Linked DNA regions of Homo sapiens: regions 2 and 3 are each linked to region 1. Evidence: chromatin contacts called from ENCODE Hi-C or POLR2A ChIA-PET data. All regions are on one chromosome and are shown on one strand. Each heading gives the region's core, a stretch centred on a gene start or an enhancer-like site at or near the end of the contact. The rest is flanking DNA. Distances are from core to core; before and after follow the strand shown.

Region 1 (2,799 bases), core at 112-2,611:
GTTTTTCACTTTGGCGGCCCTCAAGAGTATGGTGTTATCTGCTGTAAATCTGATCTGAATTACAATAACATTTTCACTTGGAGCTTTTATCCAAGAATGAGTTGACAGCAGTTTTATAAAAATTTAAAAACACATATTAATAGTAACAATGACTCTACTTGTAATAAAAATATATACCTCTTGAATCTTCAGAACCACTCAGAAGCTTCTGTGATGTTTCAGGTCTCTAAAACCTGTCAGAAATGAAACATATTACCTTAAAAGGATGCTAAAGTAAACCTGATCATTCAGATGATGTTGTGAATTAAAGGAAATATTAAGAAAGAAAATAATGTAACGTGATAACTCTCAGCCAGAAGGCCTGGCCGGTGGTGCGCTTTCTTTTCCTTAATGAATACCACACTGCTATACTCGAGTTCACAGGCACCACCCCCAACACAGCAACTCGGACCAGATTCCAATGGGGAACGGGAGGAGGTGGCCCACTTTCTACAGGCATCCACTGGAACTGGCCAACAGGATACTTAGTGGATCAAACATTCCCAGAAGCAAACAACTTTCCCATTCTCACAGCAGTAATCCCACTGGCTGAATCACAGGGCTACCCACCTAGAGTGGCGAGCCTGAGGGTTCCCAGGCCTTCCTATTTTTTGACTCGTCCTTCCCGGTAATAAAGTCATTGTTATGACCAAGCCCTGACCTTTGGTTATCCAAGTCCATTGTCCTCCAGTGAGCTCTGGCCATCACTAAACTCACCGATCAGTGGAGAAGTAACGCTTAGGCGATGGAAAAAATCTAAAGACGCAGATCAGAAAGCTGGCGTCTGGCGAGGGCATGTACCCACTTGCATAAGGCGGCTGGGGGTGGCTGCTGGGCCTGGCACAAAGCCTTCCTGGTGTCGGTCGTCCTGCAAGGCCCGCCGGGATGGGTGGCTGCACTCCTCCAGCACACGGACGCTTTACTGGCCAGGCTACTTTTCCTTCAGCTCAAAGCAGCTGGAATCACTCCACTCCAGAAACCCTTGATTCGATTTCCACAGGCCTAATGAGGAAGGAAAAAAGGGAAACATCTGAAAGATGATGGATAGGAGGCAAAACCTGGGGTTGACACAGCGGGCGAAATGGGGCAATGTCGCAGAGAGAGAGAGCTTGGAAAAGTTTAAAGACGGCAGTGGGCAAATGGAAAGTTCAACACGTGAGACCCCGAATGACACCTCAACGGCTGGCCCCTACTTGTGCCAAAAAGTCTCTCGGCGGGTGCCAGGCAGGGCTCAGGAAGTGCTCGGCTGCCCCTTGAACGTCAGTCCCGGCAGAGCCCAGCTGTCCGCTTGAACGTCAGTCCCGGCCAAGGGCTGAGGGGTCAGTGGCGAGCACCCCGCCGCGGCTGAGACGCCGCGCTGGGGTTCCGGACCCCGGGCGCCGCCAGGGATTGCTTCGGGGTCGGTGATCTCCCGGGGCCGCCCGCCACCGTGCACCGCGGCGCCCCGGGTCCCCAGCGCGCCTGGGAGGGGCCCCGGGGAGCGGCTCCGCCCCGGCTGGAAACCTGGTCAACGCGGCTAGGGCCCGGGGCCCGCCTGCGCTCCGGGCGCTGGGAAGGGGCCGGGCGCCCGGGGCCGGGGAGGGCCAGGATCGGCTTCCGACGCCCGCCTCCCGGCCCGCAGGGAATGGGAAGGCGCGGGCGGAGTGCGTGCGTAGGCTATAGCCCTCCGGGAAGCCGCGCCGGGAGCGGCTACCACCCGGGCAAGAACAGCGCAGAGCGCTGCGGCGGCGGGAAGGAGAGCGGGGGAAGGCTCCGCAGATTGCGGGGGAGTCCCACCTGGAGCCGGGGCAGCCGTGAACTACCGAGGAGGAGGCGGAGGAGACGGCGGCTGTTCCAGAGGAGGGAGTCGTCATAACCGGCTACTGCCGCTCACCGGAAACCTCGGGCGCGGGAGCTGGGCCAGGGGGCGCCAAGGAGCAGCTGGGACACCTTGGCCAGCCGGCGCCGTGGGCGGGCTCGGGCCCCGCAGAGGCAGGACCGGGACTACACCCAGGAGGGCCAGGGCGCGGGGCCCGACGCTCGGAGCGGCTTCAGCCCGGCGAGCGGCCTCGACCCGGCGAGCGCAGCAGGGAGGGGCTCAGAGTCGAGGAACCATCTGCCCTTCCTGGCGTTCTCCCGCGAACGTTCGCGCGAGTCCGCCAGCTCCCTCACCAGGGCCGGAAAGACCGACGGCACGTGCCGGCGCCGGACGCCCATCTCCATCGCAGCAGCCCGCGCCTCCTTGAGCGAGAGCGTTAAAGCGCTCAGAGGATGTTAGGACGGGGTGGGTAGAAAACCTGACTCTTCGTGTCTTCTGCGTTGCACTGAGGTGGATTTTTACTTTTGTCTTATTTCAAGCAGAAGTTGCCGCCCTAACTTCCAAATTTGGGGACTGAACATCGTTCACCGAATACACTTTGTGATGGTGAGGATACTTTGGAGTCCACACACATTTTAAAAGCAGTATAGTTTTACCTATCCGTAAACTCATCAAGTTCAAATGCTACTCTGTGGAGTTTAATTTTTATGGTTTTGTTAATTTACTTTATTACTGCTTATAATTATTTGAACTCCCATCCCCCACTGTCTTTTCCTCTAAGCTCCCCCAGGCCTAGTATTCCATCTACAGCACAGTAGAGTTGATCATTAAATAGTGACTAAAGTTGAACTGATTATATGAAGGTGATGACTTCAAAATAAACATGCTCAAATGAATATAGTCACCAGAAGTTAAATAATATGATCATAAGGAAACAAGTTTGTTTCCAAAGGCTTACATGC
Region 2 (2,962 bases), core at 402-2,901, 2.5 Mb before region 1:
ATACACACACGCATGCACACAGAATTAAGTATTTCAAAAGATGTTTTTTATATTCCCCATGGCAAAGGAGCAAAATTAAAATGCTTCTCACCACAGAAACTGACCTGGCATTTCTTTCCCTTAATCCTTTCAATACCAAATTACTCCTTACCTTTAAAACCTTTACAGGAAGTAGTGATCTTTGTGGCAGGAAGACAAATAAACGAGAAGGGATGTCTAAAACTCTATCACAATTATCTATGAGAATGCTCGTTCAGTGCACTACTTTTACTTTTCAAAGCACATGCATACAATGACAACTCACTTTCGAGACCATGTTTACTTTGCTGAAAGCCACATTCTAAACATGGGCTCGCTTGCAGAAGGGAAGCAGCTTACAATTCAACCTTGTTTATGCTCCAAGTAGGTTTGACAGAAAAACCACATAAATTTGTTTTAAAATAATTTCCATTTGCTGGAAGCTGTTCCTGAAAGGTTCTCAGCCACGCTAATCTGCGCTGATTCCTACCAGCTGTAGGTACCAGGCACCCTGGCCACAGACCGGGCAGCCTGGGCACAGGCAGGCTGGCTCTGCAGAAGGCTGCAGCAGTACAGGATCAACAGAGCCACTGCAACAGTCCCCTCCGCAACACGCGTCCACATCTGTTTAAGAAGAACCCAAAGATGTCCTGGTTCAGAGTCAAAACATGTGACATGCCTGTTGAGAGCACAGTTTTCTATGCAATTACACCTGTGCTCTCTCAGAAACACAGCTTCCCTAGTACCAAAGAGATGTACTGTGCTCAAGCCCAAAGACCACAGTGGAGGACAGCAGATGATGTACTGGGCTGAGCATCAACAAAGGAAGGAAACTGAAAAAGGAAATATCTGGGAGTATCCTGTGTAAAGTCTTCAGCCTCAACATCCAAAGAAATGCAGATTAAAATAATCTGAGGCAATTTCCATCCATTAAACTGGTACATGATTACAGAAATAAACAGCATTTAATGTTTGTGAGGGTGTGGGACAAGCACAAGTTCACATGTAAGTTGGCAGCCTCTTTCTCAGAGGCAGTGGTACCGAAAATATTAAGAATCTGCATATCCAGCGCTATCTGAATTGGGTAACTCATCCTAAGGAAATAAATGGCTAAACATTTATGCATAAGGATGTCTATCAAAGCTTAGGAAAAAGCCTAAATGCCCAATATCAGAGAAACTTTACAAGTTTTATGTAAGTTGTGTAATAATTTATTATACAATAAATATTAAAGCACATTTTAAAAACTGCTTAAAGTCAGGGAAAATATTCAAGATATTGAGTCTTTAAAACATAACTGAAATAGGTATTCAGCCTCACACATTACTGGAAATTTATACACTATCCAGTGATAATATTTATCACCGAACAATGAAATCAGTTGTTTTTTCTTTTGTACTTTCTTCTTTATTCAATAAATGCCTAACATTTGTCACCAGAAAATCAAAAGTAATAAAGACATAGTAACTAGGCTAACAGATCAATAGCACCCCCTCCAGCACCCCCCGTAAGGCCACCAAGACAGTAATCTGCCTAGACTATTCCAGCTCACTGGGGACAAAAGGCTTCCCTACAGCATCACAGTCCAAGATCTCGATAGCCATTAAAAGAAACATGTGAGGCTGAGCTCATCAGGGAGAACACAGCTTCCCATTGCCCCTTGCTAGCATGCCTGGGAGACTGCCCAGAGAGGAGCTCTGCCAGCTGGGTTCGCAGTGCTCTCTCTGCCATGGATGGAGATCCTGCGTGTCTGAGGATGGGGGTGGGGGCCAATGTCTCACATCTGAAGTCCAAGCTAAAAAGGCCCAGATTTAGAAATGTATCTGCCTGAAGTCTCCTGCCATAGAAGCTTCTATCAATTTACATAGTTACTTGGGCTGGGTCCACAGAGGGCAGGGTAACCTGTCCTTAGTGTTCTCACAGCTCCCTCTGGTCAAGGAAAGCAGTCTTTCTCTCTGCCAGCAGCAAAGAGGGAGAAAAGCTACCTTGGCCTGGTCATCCTTTTTGTCAAAGCAGAGGCCTGAGCAAAGTAAGAGCTCAAGCAACCGAAACCAGCTGCCTGGCGAGGGCTCAGCATAAACTGAGCAGAATAACCACAAGGGGAAGGGTGTCTAGACAGCCTCGGTCTATGGAAGAAGCCACCCTCCCCTGCAGTGTCAACTCTGGAAAAGCAGGCTCCAAAACGCGGCTCCAGCAAAAGAGCAGATGAGAGACCATGTCAACAGCTGGGAAGGGCACCGCGGGCTCCCTCGCCAAACGCAACACAGAGGAGAGCGCCTGAGCCTGGCCCACCTGCCAAGGACAGCCACCAGCAATCCAGCAGGGACGAGGCGCCCGAGGACCTCATGTGGGGACAGTTCACATGCACTGCTTTAACTACAAAGCCACTTCAGTGACAATTCTTGCATATGGGACTTTTCCAAAATTCAGAGAGACCAAAAAGACCGCCAATTCTAAATGTGGCAGGTAAACAGCCTGTCATCTTTTCAACTTCGGTTCTATTTGTTTCTTCTTTCTTTCCATTCTTCTAAGTTTCTCAACACTTAAGAGACTTTGGTGGAGGGTGGTGAGGGGTATAGGAAGCTACTAAACAAGCAAGGTATATTCAGGAAATACACAGATGAAGCCTGGGAGGTCTGAATTATTCTATCTGGCAGAGGTATTTCCACAGGACATACAGGACTCTACAGAATGAATGCCACTATCTCTATCTACACTGGTATCTGTCACGAGCATTTAATGTGTCACAGGCTTCACACTAGATTCTGGGAATACAATGGTGGATTGGAAACAAAGCCAGTCACTGCATTCAGGGAGCTTACAGACTAATGGGGTAGTCAGAAACGAATCAAACATTCACACAAAACTTCTATACATAGCACTGCAGAATCCTCACGATGGGAATCTAACTTAAAGGGAACGTCAGCCATGGTTTCTATGGGGA
Region 3 (3,108 bases), core at 222-2,721, 2.7 Mb before region 1:
TGCTTTTTATGTCTCAATAAAGTCTATGCATTTTTATAATATTGGACCAGTGTTTGACCTGCCAGAATAAAATGATGATAGAACTCATTGTGTCCTCAAATAATTGGATTCTGAAATGGAAGATAGGGTTCATGAAGAATAAAAAATAGTAGATCTCATGTAAAGGTGAAAATTTACTTTTCTTTTTAGTATTCAACTCAAAATTGCCAGTTTCCCTGAATTTATTATAGCAATTTCTCTTGTTTTAAAATGAAGTGAAATGTGAAGTTAATTTACATACTAGCTGCTTTGAAGTGTAATTTTGCTTGCCAAGTTGTTACAGATTTTTATACAGACTTTTTAAGGAATTTAGTAATAATGCTGCCACAGTGTGTAGGACAAGTTCATGCCTTGCATCTTTGATGGGCGTTAGAATTGTTTGCCACAGTTCCCACTCTGGTTGGAGGGCACAACCAATTCGTCTATGCCTTTTGACTTCCATGCCGGAGAGTGTGACTTCTGCATCTGTTTGTTAGTATTTTTATGTAAGCAGAAGCCAAGAATGTCATTAGAAAGTAAAACTTTAACAAGAGGGACTGAATCCTACTAGGCCAACATAATTTATAGAGAGCAGGGGCTAACATTTTCATTTGGGAAAAATGCTTCCATTTCTATACGTGTTTAGACGGAGTACCTTAAGCATTGTTTTAGTCTTTTCCTATCTACATGTTACCATTCAGAACTTAGGTGGATGAAACACATTTTATATGTAGTTACAGAGAGATACAGAATTAAAAGCCTACAGATACAAGCATTAGAATTGTGACGGGGGTAATTAGAAACATGGAGTCTGAAGGTAGCCTATCTGGATTCAAATCCCAGCTCCAGTACTTAGCCATGTGGCCTTAGGCAAGTTATTTAAACTGACTTATTTTGTTCCTCTGTAAGATGAGAGTAACAATAATACCAACCTCATAAGGTTGTTGGGAAAATTACATGTGTTCCTGCATATGAAGTGCTTAGGACAGTGCCTGAAATACAGTCCTATATAAATGTTATAATTTATGATTATTGTTGTGATGATAATGATGATAATATCACTAGCAGCTCCTCTGAAACTTGTTGGCCTCATCCAAGGCCTATCACTTAGCTTTATCCCCAGTGTCTCTAATACTCCATCTGTTGTGCAGAAGTATATCCTGAACCTTCCTCCCTCTGAATTTGCCCACTTGGCACCTCTTCATTTGCTCTTACAATCTCTAGACCATAAATTTCAAAGACGTGGCCCAAAATGTTGGACTCAAGGTTTTTGCAAACTACAAGCTAACATGTTAAAATTGAGTGGTTTCATATACAACTCCAGTTATCCAAGTTTTCTTGGACAATCTGGGTATCTGGTCATAGTGGGCCTACATTTCTGCATGGCAGTAATTGTCTAGAACAGAGTAGCGGCTGCTTGTTTTGACAGAAACTGCTCTCCATGTCATCAGAGTCCCTGCCACTTCCTGTTGTTTTGACACTTTTCTCATTCTAGTCATCGATATCATTTTTTTGGGTCATGTAATACTTATTTGCTGCCAGCAGTTTAGAGTAAGCAGCGGTTCTCCACCATGTGTTCTGCACACTCATACTCCACTAGGCCTTTGCTGATAGGTCACCAGATTTTGATTCATGTGTAAAACATACATTAGTTAAAATCAAGTATGCATAATAGTGTTTTGGCTTTGTCTGTCAGAAGCAACATTGAGCTGGGCAGGTGTGCTTGTGTATTAGAGCTAGATACAACTTGGTGAAAAGGTTAGCCCATATTTAAGTTCAAACCAAAGAACAGTGATTAAAGCCCAAGCCAAAGAAAATTGAGATATGGGAGAGCTTTGCCTTCTGAGTGTGTAAGGGAGCACAGGTGGTGCACGCCATGTGTTCAGTGTCTCAGTGCTAGGGAGTCAGCAGGGATAAAGAAAGATAACTGATGCCTTAGAGCAGAGTTTAAGGGGCTGTGGATTGTGTCCATGGGGACCCCCCTTTGCATTCCAGGCTGTGTAGCAGCATCCCTGGCCTCTACCCACTAGATACCAGGAGCACCTCCCGTGAGTAGTGACAATTTAAATGTCCCCTGGGAGGTTGAAAGATGCAGAAGACATTATAATATAGTAGTTATCATGGTCTAGTCACTGTTGACATCTTTAATACTGCTTTTAGTCTTTGAATCCTTTGAAATATTGGCTTTGTACTCCACTTTTCTAAAGCATTCAGTATTTATTTTATGGCCATTTTACTACAGTATCAGAGAGGAGATATACTTCTCTCCCCCTCTCTAGTCAAGCACAACTGCAAGTATCTTTAAGGCGCAGCCACCTTTAAGGAAAGACTTCTGGGAACAGCTAACTGTGTTGGAGGAACTGGGCTGTGGCTCGTCCTCTGCTGCTCGTTAGCCCTGTGAACCTGGGGAGGCTAGCTCCCTCTCTTAGTCTTGGCTAAAAGTGAGGTGGCTGGATCAGATAATCAGCAAGATGCCTTCCAGGTAAGATTAGGCTGTAAGTCAGAAAATATTGTAGGACTTCTGAAACTTTAACTGCCAGTCAAGATCACTTAACTAGAATGTCCCACATTTTTCACTCCATTGAAATGAGTAACTTCAAGTGTCATGTAACATCAGGATCACTTAGGGGAATGTCTAGAGGTGCAGTAGATGATTGTTAGCTTTCTGTTGCTGTGTAATGAATTACCACAACTTTAGTGGTTTAAGGTGACATATATTGATGATCTCATGGGTCTCTACAGCAGCAGTCTGAGGACCGCGTGGCTGAGTTCTCCATTCACTGTTTCACACAGTGACAGTCAAGGTGTTGCAGGGACTGTGATCTCATCTGAGGCTAGGGTCCTCTTCCAAATGCACAGGGCGGTTGGCAGATGGCATTTCCTTGTGGCAGTATGACTGAGGATCCTGTTTCTTGTTAGCGATTGGATGGTGACCACACTTTACTTCCAGAGGCTGCTCTGAGGTCCTTGCCATGTGGCCCCCTCCATAGGCCCTTTTACAACATGAAATTTTATTTCTTCAGAGCCAGCAGGAGAATCTCTCACACTTCAGATCTTGTTAGGAAGGGGCTGGTTTTTCTAAGAACTCAC

The links. Hi-C counts contacts between places; a loop is a spot of excess contacts on that map. ChIA-PET counts read pairs that join two places held with the same protein, here RNA polymerase II (POLR2A). Pooled maps may share reads with other maps.
Region 2: a pooled map shows a loop between it and region 1 (5-fold over the local background). The contact joins the enhancer-like site here to the promoter of EOGT-DT in region 1. A Hi-C loop is called at or near these places in 5 of 50 pooled maps. POLR2A ChIA-PET finds 5 or more read pairs at or near these places in 2 of 52 experiments (WTC11 and activated CD4-positive, alpha-beta T cell).
Region 3: a pooled map shows a loop between it and region 1 (2.1-fold over the local background). The contact joins the enhancer-like site here to the promoter of EOGT-DT in region 1. A Hi-C loop is called at or near these places in 1 of 50 pooled maps. POLR2A ChIA-PET finds 5 or more read pairs at or near these places in 2 of 52 experiments (OCI-LY7 and endothelial cell of umbilical vein).

What each region holds. Positions count from the first base shown.
Region 1 is chr3:69,011,759-69,014,557 of GRCh38, forward strand. EOGT-DT (EOGT divergent transcript) reads left to right here and starts at 1,362. Exons shown (of 1, transcript NR_185971.1): 1 at 1,362-2,799. It overlaps EOGT (EGF domain specific O-linked N-acetylglucosamine transferase), which reads right to left and starts at 1,926. Exons shown (of 18, transcript NM_001278689.2): 1 at 1,816-1,926; 2 at 757-1,041; 3 at 178-233. RefSeq lists silencers at 1,244-1,793, 1,854-2,153.
Region 2 is chr3:66,481,545-66,484,506 of GRCh38, forward strand. The region is part of intron 1 of LRIG1 (leucine rich repeats and immunoglobulin like domains 1); the gene reads right to left. Among named protein-coding and RNA genes, the nearest start is that of LRIG1, 18 kb to the right of the region's middle. Within about 2 kb of position 1,652, at least 26 of the 41 ENCODE cell types and tissues checked have a DNase peak (open chromatin) inside an H3K27ac peak, as active enhancers do.
Region 3 is chr3:66,300,985-66,304,092 of GRCh38, forward strand. The region is part of intron 5 of SLC25A26 (solute carrier family 25 member 26); the gene reads left to right. Among named protein-coding and RNA genes, the nearest start is that of SLC25A26, 82 kb to the left of the region's middle. Within about 2 kb of position 1,472, at least 5 of the 41 ENCODE cell types and tissues checked have a DNase peak (open chromatin) inside an H3K27ac peak, as active enhancers do.